Linked DNA regions of Mus musculus: region 2 is linked to region 1. Evidence: chromatin loops called from intact Hi-C (ENCODE). Cell type or tissue: gastrocnemius. All regions are shown on one strand.

Region 1 (8,000 bases):
AGCAACCACATGCTGGCTCACAACCACCCATAATGAGATCTGATGCTCTCTTCTGGTGCCTCTTCTGGTAACACTGAAGTCAGCTACAGTGTACTTATGTATAATAATAAATAACTTCCTGGGCCAGAGCAGGAAAGGGACTGAACGAGCTGAGCGAGTGGGGCTGGAGTGAACCCCAACCACATGAAGGTTCACAACCATCTGTACAGCTACAGTGTACTCACATACATAAAATAAATCAATCTTTAAAGCCAAACACCATGAAAAATAACATGACGGAAGTGATGAAGGAATAGGAGCAGTAAGATAAGGAAAAAGAGGAATCAGTTCTTAACCTTAGAAACTAGAGACGACTACCTGAAAGTGAGAACTTAGCCACGCTTAGAAGGGTAGAAGGATATGAAGACAAGCACGGTGGTAAGCATGCAGTCCTAGCTACTTGGGAGGCTGGGAGATAAGAGTCATTGAGCCTAGGAGTTCAAGATCAACCTGAGCAACTGACTACAGGGCAACAGTAAAGCATGATGCCATTTATGCGACCTGAGGAAAGTAACCAGACGTCTAAGCGATATCTCAATTCTGATTTAATTGATAACAAGCTGTAATGACCATCAGATAAGTTCTTCTCTGTTGCAGGTTTTCCCCTGTCCAATCACATTAGGGCAGTGGCAGGCCTGTGATTGGACAGGAAAAGAGAGGCGGAGCTAGGAGTTGGGAGAGACAGAGAGGTAGCATGAGGAGAAGGGGGAGAAGCCAACATGGAGGCAGACGGACAGGAAAAAGATCCTGATCCTTCGTGGTTTTAAACAACCACAAGTAGCTAAGATTTTCACAAGGTTAGAATAATTGGGGTAAAGCTTTTATCATTATCAATTGGCTCTGAAATTACCGTATTGGCATCTTGTAAATTGTGTTCTTATCGTTATATAAATCTGATTGGATAATTAAGCTTTAAGAGTCTTGTTTCTACCGGGCAATTAGGTGTTGAGATGGCTGATCGTGGGGTGTGTGGGGCGCAGCGTGAGCGAGGGTAACTCTGGGGGTAGGGGGGGCATCTGAGAGGTGGCCTGGTGGGAGCACTATGGCCACCAGGGGCCCGAGAGATGGTGGGCCAAGAAAGTTAGTGAGATCACCTGGCACTGCGGTTGGAGCGCGGGAGCGTGGTCTGGTTCCACTGAGAGTTGGTGGGTTTGTTTTTTTTTTTTTTTTTTAATATTTCCCACAACACTTCTCCTCAGAATCCATTTCCTCGTCTGTAACACAGGCATCGCAAAGTACACCTCAAAAATTAGTTGTATAAAACCTGATCTGGCACATGGTAGGACTAAATCCTTTCCTTATCCCCTTTTTTAGTTAGAACAGAACACACATCAGGGAATGATACCCCAGGGTAAGAGAAATTACTTGCCAACTAACAGAATAAAGACATCGGTGTTGGGAAGAGACAAAACAAAATAAGAAATCAACCTCAGGGGCATCTTAGGAGTCCTAAAATAGCAAATCCAGGACATATCCAAGTCTCAGCACACATTTCATTCTACTACCAGATGTCTTTCAGCCTATACTGCGCAAATAATACATCATAATATTTAGTACATGGAGAAATGGGAACCCACTCCTCTGTTCCTCAAGAAAGGCAGTCTTATGGCAACTGCTAGAACTCCAGGCAGCTGAGACAAAACCTAGTGCAAGGGAAGTATTGAGTCCAGCTGCCAATGTATTTTAATTAGTTCAACCTTAAAAGTCTATAACCATAGGAGATTTAAAAGGCCCCCAGGGAACCCCTCTGCCCTTCACAGAGTTCTGCCAATTAGATCTATTCAAGTGCCCTAATTTTCATCACTGAATTCTTTGGGGAATCAGACTCACCAAGTTGCAAGTTCTTTCTGAGAGTATAGCTCAAATGTTCAACTCAGAAAAACAGCTGTGTACAAGCTACCAGACAGACAGTAGTATCTAGTATATCCTGTGATTCTGACACCCATTATGTACAGATAAATTTAGCTAACAGAACTGTTCTCCCCAAACCCAGAGTCCTACTATAACCCATTCTCATAAAAACTATATCCCAACCTAATTCATGCTAGAATGCAAGGAAGACAAAGTTTTGATCCCTCAGTTCAAGAGTAACTTCATCACAATAATACTTGCATTTTTAAATATTTATATTAATTAATGGATCTTACTATTTTAAAAATATAAGTACTTGCACTCGCGCGCGCGCGTGTGTGTGTGTGTGTGTGTGTGTGTGTTTGTGTGTGTGTGTTTATTTGTTTGTTTAAGATAGTCTCTTGAGCTGGAGAGATGGCTCAGCGGTTAAGAGTACTGATTGCTCTTGCAGAGGTCCTGAGTTCAATTCCCAGCAACCACATGGTAGCTCGAAATCTGTAATGGGAAGCAATGCCCTCTTCTAGTGGGTCTGAAGGAAGCCACAGAGTACTCACATACATAAAATAAACAAATCTTTAAAAAAAAAAAAAAAGACATAGTCTCTCTGTATAACCCTGGCTGTCCTGGAACTCACCATGTAGACCTAGCTGGCCTTGAACTCACAGAGTTCCACTGTCTCTGCCTCCTAGGTGCTGGGATTAAAGGTCTGTACCACCATACCTGGTCATACATGCTTTATACTTTTTATTTATGAGTGTGTATATGTGTTGAGTGTGTTGGAGCCTGTGCAGAGATCAGAAGACAACTCTGTGCAGTTGGTTATTTCCTGCCACTTTCACGTGGATCGAAACTAAGGTCCGCAAGCTTGCACAGTAAGTGCTTTCCTACGGAGCCATCTCATTGGCCCAATGCTTATATTTAAAGGAGGGAGGGAGGGAAGATCCTCAGAAAAAGAAGTGATTTTAAAACTCAAAAGACAGCCGGGCATGGTGGCGCACGCCTTTGATCCCAGCACTTGGGAAGCAGAGGTAGGCAGATTTCTGAGTTCGAGGCCAGCCTGGTCTACAAAGTGAGTTCCAGGACAGCCAGGGCTACACAGAGAAACCCTGTCTCGAAAAAACAAAACAAAAAAAAATCTCAAAAGAGAGCTAAGGATATAGCAGTAGTAGAGTGCCTGTCTAGCATGTATAAGGCCCTGGGTTCAATCCCAACACCAAAAGAAAACAAAAAACAGACAAAGCAAAACCAAGTGTGCTAGTACAAGCCAAGTATCCCAACACTAAAATAGAGACAGGAGGATCCCAAGTTCAAAGTCATCCTCAGCTACACAGTGAGTTGAGGACAGCTTAGGATACAATAAGACTCTATATTTATCAAGTTAATTAAACTATTTTGTAGGCCTGTAGAGATTTTCTCAGTGGTTAGATTATATGCTGCTTTCAGAGAGGCCTGAGTTTAGTTCTCAGTTTCCACACTGGGTTCACTTACAGCACTGAAGTCCTCTCCTCTGCAACTGGACCAGCTGTAATGTCAGTGTAATACAGTCAGTCACTCTCCTGCTGTCAATTAAAACTTGTTTATAGACAGGGGTTTAATGCTGCATCCTTTAATCTCAGGAGTCAGAAGCAGATGGTCTCTAAGTTTGAGGCCAGCCTAGTCTACAGAATGAGTACCAGGACAGCCAGAGCTACAGAGAGAAACCAGAGAGCGAGAGAGAGAGAGAAAGAGAGAGAGAGATTGTGTTGGTTTATGGCTATAATCTCAGCACTTGAGAGGCTGAGGCTGACAGACTGCTAAGAGTACAAGGCCAGCCCAACCAACATGTTGAGTTCCAGGCCAGGTTGGGCTACGAGTGAGATGCTGAAACAAAAATAACAAATGAATGAAAGAACAAAAGAAAGGGAATGGGAAAAAGAGAAGCAGCCAGGTGTATAGTTTCTAGTACCAAGAAGCTAAGGCAAGAAGATCATGAGTTTGAGGTTAGCCTTGAGCTACATAATGAGACATTTTCAGACAGTGAAATGGAGAGAAAAAGTAAGGTGAGGCATGGTGGCATATGCCTTTAATCTCAGCACTTGTGAGGTAGGTAGATCTCGGTGAATTCAGAGCCATCCTGGTCTACATATTAAGTTGCAGGCTAGCCAGGGCTACATAATGAGAAAAGAAACAAAAAGAGGGGAGAAGGGAAGGGAGACCCAAGCTCTTTCAACCTTTTGCTGAGCATGGTAGTGCATTCTTAAAATCCAAGCATTTGGGAGATAGAGGCAGGAGAATCAGGAGAGAGTCCAAAGCCAGCTTATACTACATAATGAGTTTAAGGTCAGTTAGTGCTAATGAGGATCTATCTCAAAAACAATCAAAAAATAGAAACTGGCAAGGCATGGGCCTGAATTCAGGACTGTCTACCCCCATAACCCTTTCTGGTATTCCTAGAGCAAAGGCTCAGCTTTTGTTAGCAAACTTAATAGCAAAAAGTGATTTCAGGAACACTGTGGAGTATGGCCCCTTGCCCAGCATTTCAAATAAGGTCAGCTGCCCCACCACTTGGCACTCTTGGCTGCCATGGCATGATTGATCCATCTCCTTACTGAACTCAAAACACTAGTGTGGCTTCGACTCTTCTGACTATCGTTAAGTCCACCTATTCTGCCTCCACACAGACTCTTACCTCCTGTTCTCATAAACAGTTCCCAAGTCCCCTTTCTAAACTTTCTTTTTCCCGACAACATTTTGTAAACATTCGATTCAATTTAATCTTCCTAAATAACCACTTGGGTCCTGTCATTTCCCTGCTCAAAACCCACAAGGACTTTTCTCACTGCCTAAGAATAAAGTCTAAATTAAACCAGTGTGTCTCAACCTTCCTAATGCTGCAACCCTTAATACAGTTCCTTATGGTATGGTAACCCCAACCATAAAATTATTTTCATTGTTACTTCATAACTATAACTGTTCAGAACTGCTACTGTTATGAATCGTAATGAAAATATCTACTATGCAGGATATCTAATGTGCGATTTGATCCACAGGTTGCGAAGCATTGGACTAAACTCTTTAGCCTAACATCTGGAGCCCTCCATGACCTTTCTTCAATGAACTTTTTGTACTTCACTTTATAGCACTTTCCTGCATGGCTACCACACACAATCTGCACTACTATCACACAAACTCCCAGTTTTTCTCTCTCCATACCTTTGTTCATGACATTGCCTCTAACTGGAATGCTTCCCTTGACCTTCCTTATATTTCTGCCTTTGGTACCAGAAGACCCACTAAGCTGCTGCTTCTTCCACAAAGCTTCTCTAGTCTTGCTAGGTGCAGGTGATTCCTTCTTCCTTCAAACAGGACTAATAATACTTATCACACATCATTGAAGCAGTGCCTTGCACAATAAGAGAGCTGTAGTGAAAAATTTAAAAGATCACGTGGAGTGGGGAGAATTTGACTTGAAAGTACCAGGACTCTGATATCCAGAAGCTATGTCTTTTGTCTGGTTGGTTGGTCTTGTTTTTGTGTTAAGCCAGAGACTGAAGAGCTAGCTCAGCTCAGTGTAGCATTTTAGAGTGTTTACTGTTTTTCAGAAGACTCAGTTCAGTTCCTAGCACCTACACTGGAGGCTCACTACCACCACCTATAACTCCAGCTCAATAGTATCTGACACTTTCTTCTCCAGAGGCATCTCCACTTATACAGACACACACATAAACATAATTTAAAAAATTAAAAGCTAGCAGGGCACAGTGGTCCACACCTTTAATCCCAGCACTTGGGAGGTAGAAGCAAGTAGATCTCTGAGTTCCAGGTCAGCCTGGTCTACAGAGTGAGTTCCAGGACAGCCAGGGCTGATACAGAGAGAAACCCTGTCTCAAAACAAAACAAAACAAAACAAAACAAACAAAAAACCAGAAAAAAAATAATAAAAACAAGGCAGATTGATGGCATGTCTCTAATCCCAGAATACTGGTGCAGGCACATCTCTAATCTTAGGCCAGCCTAGTCTACTTAGTGAGTTCCTGGCCAGCCAGTGATACATAGTGAGACACTACCACAAAAAATAAAAGTAGGGTTGAAGAGCTGGCTCAGTGGCTAAGAGTGTTTGCTGTTGTTGCAGAGGACCAGGCTAAGTTTCCAGCACCCACATGGTAACTCATAGCCTTCTGCAACTTCAGTCTCAGGGGACCCAATATCCTCTTCTGACCTCACCTGACCTGCACATGATACACATATATGCATGCAAGCAAAACATTCAAACACTCATACGTATAAAATAATAAAATAAATAAATCTTTTAAAATTTAAATGAAAACAAAAACAAATCTAACAACAACAACAACAAAAACCACAAAAAAAAAAAAAAAAAAAAAAAAAAGCCAGGCATCACCCAGCAGACAGCTCATCAGGCAAAGCCATCTGCCTCCAAACCTTTTTCTATCCCCGTGATCCACAATAGTAAAAGAGCAAGAATATATTCCTGTAAATTGTCCTCTGATCACAACACATACATATGCCCACACACATACATGCATGTGCAGGTAAGGCACGCTAGCACTCATTTGTAATACACTAGGTGGTAAAGGCAGGCAGATCCTTGGAGCCTGCTGACTAACCGCTTAGCCTGGTCGGTGAGGTCCAGGGCAGTGAGAAGTCCTGTCTCAAAAGTTTGGTGGACAACACCTGAAGAACAACTACCAAGGCTGTACGCCGGCCAACACACACACACACACCTGCACATATACACATGACATAATAGAAATAATACAATATAAAGGTATCTTCCTTACTAATATAGAATAGGTAGCTCAGTTGATAAAGTGCTTGTTCAGCACACACTGGGTTCCAACCTCATACCAAATAAACAGGGAATGGAAGCAAACAAACACCTGTAATCCCAGCACTTGAGAGAGAAAAGCAAAAAAGATCAAGAGAGCTACATATTGAGTTTGAAGCTACCCTGGGCTATAGTAGAACCTTTATTTAATAAAATAAAACAATAGGACTGGCTCCTACTATTATTCTGAATATGTCTACTGGACACAACTGTCATATATAATGATATGTTAAATATTAACTGAAGTAAAGACACTGTGTGTGTGTGTGTATGTATGTGTATATATATATATATATATATATATATATATACATATATATATATATATATATGTATGTATGTATGTATGTATGTATGTATATATCCAGCCACCATCCTAAGTCTTATATCTAGAACAATCCAACCAGAATACTACTTTTGGAAGATACAAACTAAATATAAAAAGTAGCTAAACACTTCACCAAGTGATACTACCCACTCAAAATTCATAAGTAAAACAGTCTCCCTTCCTCTCTCTCCAACCCCCAAACTCCTAATTTTAGCTTCTTTCAGGCCACTTCAGTGGCAGAATAAACTAATGCCACTAACAGTTATACTGTTTCTAGTCAAAATGCTTACTTTCTTAAAATCCGGATAGCAGTTTCTTTCCCTTCACAGGAGATATTAAACAAAAATAGAATTACTTTTGGTCTTGAGATCAGATAAAGCTCAATTCAAATCCCCATTTAGTCTTCTTGAGAAAATTACCTTAAGTTCTCAGAAACATAGTGAACAATATATACCTGTAAAGGTTGTTATAGAGTTGTAAAGAATCTACCCAGAAGCTCAACAAAACCTAGCTATCATCATCATTCTTATCAATGAGTTGTGTTAATTACATATTTATCTTTAGAGATATGAAGTATGAGTTTCAGTGGCCTTTACCCTAATCAGCACAAGTTTCTTAAACAAGATCACTGCAAATTTGACCTCCAAATTCATAAAACACACAAACATGAGGCACATGTTTCTTTCTAAGCTAAGGAGAGATAGATAGACACACAGGCATCCCTCTTCCCTCGCTGGTATATTTTAGAATCTGGCTCTGAGAACTTGGCAAACACGGGCACATTTGTTTTACCGTACACTGTGGTGCTGAGAGTTCTGAGAGCTTCTTGAGAGGCCTGAGATAACCCAGAGAGGCCAAACAAGTACAGAGCTACTGAATCACACTTTGAAAACTAGAGACACGTGAGATTTGGAAGCCTGCCTGCCTGCCCGCCAGTGAGATTTCTGGTCATTA
Region 2 (8,000 bases), 110 kb before region 1:
AGTACACTGTAGTTGTCTTCAGACACTCCAGAAGAGGGCATCTGATCTCATTACGGGTGATTGTGAGCAACCATGTGGTTGCTGGGATTTGAACTCAGGACCTTCAGAAGAACAGTCAGTGCTCTTAACCACTGAGCCATCTCTCCAGCCCCTGTTTTGGTTTTTCAAAGCAGGTTTTTCTGTGTAGCCCTGGCTATCCTGGAACTCACTCTGTAGACCAGGCTGTCCTTGAACTCAGAAAGATCCACCTGAAAGGCATGTGCTACCACTGCCCAGCGGCTACCCATGCTTTATAAAGAGGCCCTATCTTTAAAACAAGAAAGCAAAAACTCAGATAGATAATTCTCTGATCGTAGGCAGGCATAACCATACCTGTTTTTTTTTTTTTTTTCAATCACTCTCACATGAACTACAAAGGTTGGCAATTTGGAATATGTCCCTTTATGCTCCTGCTTCCACTAAAATGTAATACAACAAAGGAAACCAGGAAAACACCTTGAGCACAGCAAAGTTGAAGGCAAAACTGATTTCACGCTCAGGACAAAGGCTTTGATGCTGAGTGGTTCTGAGAGTAGCTTAGACTATCAGGAGGTGGGAGGAGAAGGAGCCAGGAGAGAAAATGAGGTAGGTAGGCAGGTATATTGAATGTGCTCTGAGACTGTTTCTAGAAGACAAGATACCACAGACCCTTTGTGTAAACAAAGGGTATCTAGCTAGTCACTGCTTGGTTGAATGTCTAATTCCCAGTCAAAAATACATTGGAAGAAAGAAATTAATTTCCAAGAGATATATTCAAACCCTATGGCTTGAAAAGGATAATGGATTTAGTGTTAAGAAAAATTCTGAGGAAAGTAGAATGAATTAGCTATTATTACTGAAAATGAAAATATATCCTAACACATTATCAATGTAGTCATTTACTGTAGTTGGGAATGTCTGGTAATGAAGGGATAAGAGAGTGATACACATGAGGCAGACAGACAAGTGCCAGCCTGTAAAGTTCAGAAAACAACACAGCCCTGTAATTGTGCCAAGTGAGCATGGCCTCATCCAACACAAAGAGGCCTTTCTGCTTGGCGTGTAGAGTGAAAGGAAGGCACCTTTTTTGTTGGTAGAAAAGCCTGAGGCCAGCGGTGCTTCAAGGGCCTTTTGTCTACTAAGAAGACGCCTTAACACAAGCCTGGGCATAAATCCTTGGCATGTTCTAATCAGCACCCTCCACATGGAGACAGGCAAGACTCACTCTAGACCAGTGGTTCTCAGCCTCTGCATCAATGACATTTTGTTGGGTGGGGTTATCTTTATTGTAGGGGCTGTGCTCTGGATCACTGCAGGACATTTAACAAATATCTCTAGCATGTACCCAGTACATGCCATCAGATATCTCTAGCATGTACCCAGTACATGCCATCAGCAATGCTGCTGTTACAATAAAAACATCTGTCTTCAGGTACTGCTTAATATGTCCCTCAAAAGGCAAAACTGGCCCCACCTGAGAACCACTGCTCTAAATACTGCATTGAGGCAGAGGTTCTCTAAGGGGATGATTGTACCCCAAGGATGGCTTCTGACCAATCGATCCCTATACAGCTAAGTCATAGGGAAAGATATGGCTTCAGTGTCATGCCAAACCTCAAGGCAATGTTTTGTTTATTTGTTTGTTTTTAGCTCTATGTATTATTCAGTTACCCAGGCAGCAGCCCCATCTAGGCAGGGCTTGATAGCATGGTGTCATCCACCTAAAGTCACGGCAAACTGAACAACATAAGCCATAATGAGCTGTATCCTCCATGTTATCTGTATCTCTGATAGCAACTCTGAGTTTCAGCATGATCTCATGCAACAATCTAATTGAGACACCAGGGCCTCTGATGCCTAAGAGTCAAGTACCTGAAAGTTAAGTCTTATTCTACTTTCTCATTCCACTTTTTTAGTATTGTTAGTGTTTTTGTTTTGTTTGGGATAGGATCTCATATAGACAATATAGGTCCTCATACTTGCTATGAAGTGAAGGACGTCTGTACTCTGAGAGTGATAGGATTACAGGCATGCACCATCAGGCTCAGACTACATTCTCAACACCCCCCACCCCAAAATGGAAAGAATCTCTGGCCAAGGAAGGAAAAAGGCCATACACAGCAAGTATAGAGTGGCTGCTGACAATATGAGACTACAGAACTTGGCAAGAAGAGCTTATAAGAGATCAGGTACAGATTACAGGTGACAAGAATGTCCAAACCCCAAGAGGACATTAGACCAGGAAAACAGTATCCTAAAACCATGCACCTCACCAATCCTGTCTTGTGTGGTCCCTAGAATATCAAAGACATCATCTATAGGCAAAATGATGAACAACACTATACAGAATAAGAAAAGACTAAACTCTAGAGATTATAACAACACTCAAAAGAAAGATACACTTGTAGATATCGGGAGAACATGATTTATTGAATATATATGGTGCCACTGGTAGGTTCTTATGTTCCAGTAGATAGCCCCAACGTGTGTGTGTATGTGTGTGTGTGTGTATGTGTGGTGTGTGTGGTGTGTGTGTGTGTGGTGTGTGTGGGGTGTGTGTGTGTGTGTGTGTGTGTGTGTGTGTGTATGTGTGTATTATTAAAACAAACAAGCAAGAAGTTGGCAAACTGAGTGTTAGAATCAGGGGTGCTTAGGAGGACGGAGGACTACATGAGATAATATTTCATTGCATGCATGTGAAAGATTCTCAAAAATAAAAGTTTTAAAAGAAAGTAAGAATCTACAAGACAAGTAACTGTCATCTCCAATCTCTTTGTTTCTGGATATGTCTGGTTGCTTGGTTAGTTTTGTTTTTTGAAACAAGAGAAACATAGAGCTTACGCTATCTTCAATCTCACTATGTAACTAAGGCTGGCCTTGAACTCCTGATCCTCCAGTCTCCATTTCCCACATTCTAGGATTACAGGCATGTGTGTCTAGGCTTGGCCCTGCTAGCTTTGTATTATAAAATATATAATATAAATTTGAAGCTAAAGACTTTAATTTCCATCTCATCTAACATGGACAATTTGGGATAAATGACTTAACTGATATGAGCCAAAATTTCCCTTTCTTTAAAATATTCATTCTGCCACTCAATAAACATTTATTTAGTACTCTTCCAAGCTAGGCCCTGGAAACAGAGCAGAGCTAAGAAGGAGTTCCCTATTTCAAGTACTATAGCTTACAATCTAGCAATATCTATCAGTAGTAATTGCCTGCACATACATTTATTTTAAAAAGGAGTGCATTGCCTGGAGATCTAGCTCCACAGTTAAGGGAGCTAGCTCATTGCTCTTACAAAGGACCCTGATTCAGTTCACACCCACATCACAGGTCTCACAACAGGAATTCCAGTTCCACACATATAGTGTACATAAACTCATTCAAGCACACACACACACATACTAAGTAAAAGAATAAATAAATACTCCTTTTAAAAAATAGAGTGGGGCTGGAAAGATAGCTCAGTTGTTAAGGGCATCGAGTTCTCTTCCAAAGGACCTGGATTTAATTCCCAGCGCCGACATGCCAGTTCACACTGTCTGCAACTCCAGTTCCGGGGGACCTGACACCGTCACACAGACACGTGCAGGGAAAACAATGCATATGAAATAAAAATACATTTAAAAATAGCATGATCAGAATTTGGGTAAACAGAGATTCAGAACCACCAAAGAAAGAAATAAGAGCAATATCCAGAACTACAAAGTGTGGGTCATGCACAGAGAACACAGATTCCAGTTTGTCTGGAGTCCAAGGTCATAAATAAGGACAAGGAAAATAAGAAGCTGCTGAAGCTAAATGATAAGTTCTTGAAAGTAGGCCATCTCCAACTCAAGGATAATTCATGGAGGTAATTATTAAACACCCCCTACTTACTAGAACCTACTCCAGGACCTAGAAATATAGGAGAATACAAAAGTCACAGATCCTCTGGTGTTTATGATTCTGAGAGGAAAGGCAAAAAAGACGGTCCGAACTGAGTCCATGAGATGCTCCGTAGGTAAAAGTACCTAAAAACCACTTGCTATCAAGCCTGACAAACTGAGTTTCAGTTCCTGGGTCTTACAAAGTGAAAGGAAAAGAGCAACTCCTGCAAACCATCCTCTGACCTCTTACACAGTAAAAGAAGCTGGCATTATAGTCCCATGCTTTTAACCCAGGCAGAGGTAGATGGATCTCTGTGAGTTCAAAGTTAGCTGGTCTACATAGCAAGTCCCAAGCTGGCCAGGGTTACATAGTAATACCATGTCTTAAAAACAAATAAATAATATAATAAATATATAAAAATGAAAAATCTACAATAAAAACATCAAGTGGTAATACAGTACAATTAAGAAAAACTAAGCAGTAAGAGAATAAATGTAAACAGAAAAGTCTTTTTAAGGAAGGAAAGGCCTCTCTGCTGCCGTGCCATCTGATTAGCTGAGGTGGAGCTGTGAGTCATGTGGATACGTGGGGTAAGGGCACATCAGCGGAAGGAACAATAAGTCCCTCCTAGCACTCCAGCTATAGCTATCCTCCAGGCATGTGCCGAGGCAGATCCTGGGCCTTGGCCAATCTTTTCTCTTGCCAGGGAAAGAATACGCAATAAGAAACGAGTCCTGAGTCAGTATCTCTTTCCTATAATGGACTTGTGGCGCCTGTAGATGAAGCCCTCATCTACTTCTGTGGTTTCAAACCCTCACCCCAAGAGAACGACGTCTATTAGGGGAGTTGCCAACCCCTTTTTGAGTCTCCTCACACAGCTATTAGTGCACTGGCTGGTCACCTCGTCAACCTCAGTTAGTCATCTGGTTTGACAGTCAAATATGGCCTGACAGTTACAAATGTGGGCTTTGTAATCATGTGTCTTGAACCAAACATCACTTATTAAATGTAAGATCCCAGTCTCATTTTTGTTACTTATAAAATGGTGATAAGTAGAGTTTTTAGATGGTGTGGTAAAGACATAAGGAACCTCTTTTCCAATAGTAAGTGCTAAAGAAATAGTAGCTGGCCAACAATGGTGGTACAAACCTGGGATCCCAGCACTTGGGAGGTGGAGCCAGAAGGATCAGGTATTCAAGACCTGCCTCAGCTACATCTGCTATCATCACCATTTGTTTATTCACTCATTCATCAATATTTTATTAGTACTCCCTGTTGAAGCTGCTAGGGTGCATCACGAGCACAGAGATGAATCTTCATGAACTCCATCCTTAAGAGCTCTCTCTGAATGAACTTGCAAGAGTAAATGAATGAATAAGACAGTGTGGTAAGTGCTCTCTTTGAGAAATAAGGTGATAAGGAGGCTGAGAGAGACATGGAACTAGTTGACAGAAAAGGCATCACAAAGCTTACTTGTAGGCTAACCTAAAAAATTAAAAAGGGGCAGTAGAGATGGTTCAGTGGTTAAGAACACTGTCTGCTCTTCCGCAGGAATTAGGTTCATTCCCAGCACTCACGTGGTAGCTCACAGCCCTCTGTAACTCCAGTTCCTTCTCTGGAGATTTGACACTCTCTTCTGGCCTCTATGGGCTCCAGGCATACACATGGTGCACAGCCATACATGCAAGCAAAGCACCCATATACACAAAATAAAAGATTTTAAATTTAGTTGAACAACTGAGTTTTCTAATCTATTCTATGAACAAACCAGCTATACAATCCTCCCAAAATGGCTCCTCCTAAGGATGGGATGTAACCTGGAACTGAGTTGTCTAAGAGGTTCCCTTCCTACTGCCATCTGGGAATCTTAGTTCCTAGTATGATGTCAATATCAAACCCCAAAACATCATTGTGAAAATATCTGGGTCTTGGGCCTAGGCCTCCGACGAGAGGCCCACTCCACTAGGTTACTATGCAAGCCTCTGGTCTATTAAACACCATAAGGACATACTATTAAAGGCCCCATACAGAGCTACAACAAAGCACAGAGAAAATCAGGCTAGAGAAATATTGGCGGGGTGGCTGCACAGCAGCAGGACAACCTTGAAGCTTTGGGATGTGAAAAAGTAAGATGGGACAATGGTAGAGACAAGGACAAACTTTTGACTTCTTTCCTAATCTGAGCTGATTTCAGTACTAAGTGTTAGAAAGTGGGATCATATAAAATGCTGACTTCAAGCAAACTGATAGGGAAACTGGCAGGGTAACAGGCTGTAATTAATGTGTTAAGTGCAATGATGATATAAACATAAGAAGTCAGGGGGACACAACACACAGTATCTAGACTGTGGTTTTTCAGGAAAGATTTCAAAAGGAGCTATCTAAAGAGAATGTTTGTTTGAAGCAGGATCTGAGGTAGCTAAAAGTGGCCTCTAAGTCTCTATGTAACCAAGAATGATTTTGAACTCCTAACTCTCTTGCCCCTATTTCCTAAGTGCTTAGCTTACAGGAGTGTGTCATTATACATGATTCACACTGTTCTACTGAGAATATTACCTAGAGTTTCATGTATATTGGGCTAGCATACTACCACTTGAGGCCACTTCCCTTTTTGAGAGAGGGTATCTCTATGTAGTCTTGGCCGTCCTCCTGGAGTTCACTATGTAGACAAACAAGACTGGATCTCCTGCCTCCTGAGTGTTATGACTTATTTTTTTCAAGACGGGGTTTCTCTATGTAGCCCCAGCTGTCCTGGAACTCACTCTGTAGATCAACCTTGAACTCAGAGATCTGCCAGCCTCTACCTCCTAAGTGCTGGGAATGAAGGCATGTATTAACACACCCAGCAGTCTTTTTTTTTTAATTAGGTATTTTCTTCATTTACATTTCAAGTCCCCCATATCCCCCCCCACTCCCACTTCTTGGCCCTGGCGTTCCCCTGTACTGAGGTATATAACGTTTGCACGACCAATGAGCCTCTCTTTCCACTGATGGCCAACTAGGCCATCTTCTGCTACATATGCAGCTAGAGACACGAGCTCCGGGGGGTACTGGTTAGTTCATATTGTTGTTCCACCTATAGGGTTGCAGATCCCTTTAGCTCCTTGGGTACTTTCTCTAGCTCCTCCATTGGGGGCCCTGTGATCCATCCAATAGCTGACTGTGAGCATCCACTTCTGTGTTTGCTAGGCCCCGGCATAGCCTCACAAGAGACAGTTATATCAGGGTCCTTTCAGCAAAATCTTGCTAGTGTATGCAATGGTGTCAGCGTTTGGAGGCTGATTATGGATTGGCTTTTTGAGACAGGGTTTCTCTGTATAGCCCTGGCTGTCCTAGAACTCACTTTGTAGACCAGGCTGGCCTCGAACTCAGAAATCCATCTGCCTCTGCCTCCCGAGTGCTGGGATTAAAGGCATGTGCCACCACGCCCAGCTTCCTTTTTTTTTTTTTTAAGAAAGAAAGAAAAGAAGAAAGGAAAGGAGGGAGGGAGGAAAGGAAAGGAAAGGAAAGGAAAAGAAAGGAAAGGAAAGGAAAGGAAAGGAAAGGAAAGGAAAGGAAAGGAAAGGAAAGGAAAGGAAAGGAAAAAAGGAAGGAAGGAAGGAAGGAAGGAAGGAAGGAAGGAAGGAAGGAAGGAAGGAAAGAAAGAAGGAAAGAAAGACAGACAGACAGACAGAAAGAACCTCATCATGTAGACCAGGCTAGCTTCCAATTCAAGTCAATTTTCCTGCCTCAGTCTTCCAAAAGCTGGCATTACAGGTGTGAACATACGTGCCTAGTAATGTATTTTAAATTTAAAAACACACATCAAGTCCTGGGGATATAGCTCAATGGGAGAGCACCTTCTGAGTTCAATCTGAAGTACTTTGAAAATAAAATAATCAATAATGAAAAGAGACAGAAAAAGATACACTAAACTATAACAGGTGGAGGACCTATACCTGGAACCTGTAGGTGTGACTTAGCAGAGGGAAGTTTGGTCATTTATGGATATTAGAAGCCCAGATCACTTTATCATGCACTCCCTCTTTGCTTTCCAGTCACCGCAAAGTAAACAGTTTCCCTGCCAAGTGATCTCTGCCTGAATAGAACACCTTACAGACCAAAGGCAA

What was found. A loop is a pair of places that touch in the nucleus more often than their neighbours do. Peaks named below come from ENCODE experiments on the same cell type or tissue, not always from the same donor. Only the 100,000 strongest peaks of a DNase experiment are listed, where the experiment ranks them.
Region 2: a loop joins it to region 1, with 2.6 times the contacts of the local background. A loop is called at or near these places in 3 of 42 quality-filtered maps.

Annotation. Positions count from the first base shown.
Region 1 is chr7:102,282,349-102,290,348 of GRCm38, reverse strand. The region is part of intron 1 of Stim1 (stromal interaction molecule 1); the gene reads right to left. Among named protein-coding and RNA genes, the nearest start is that of Stim1, 19 kb to the right of the region's middle. In gastrocnemius, no CTCF peak of the experiment used is centred here; a DNase peak (open chromatin) is centred at 4,413; H3K27ac peaks cover 454 bases.
Region 2 is chr7:102,392,600-102,400,599 of GRCm38, reverse strand. All of the region lies in intron 3 of Stim1 (stromal interaction molecule 1), which reads right to left. Among named protein-coding and RNA genes, the nearest start is that of Rrm1, 45 kb to the left of the region's middle. In gastrocnemius, no CTCF peak of the experiment used is centred here; a DNase peak (open chromatin) is centred at 4,640; H3K27ac peaks cover 2,014 bases.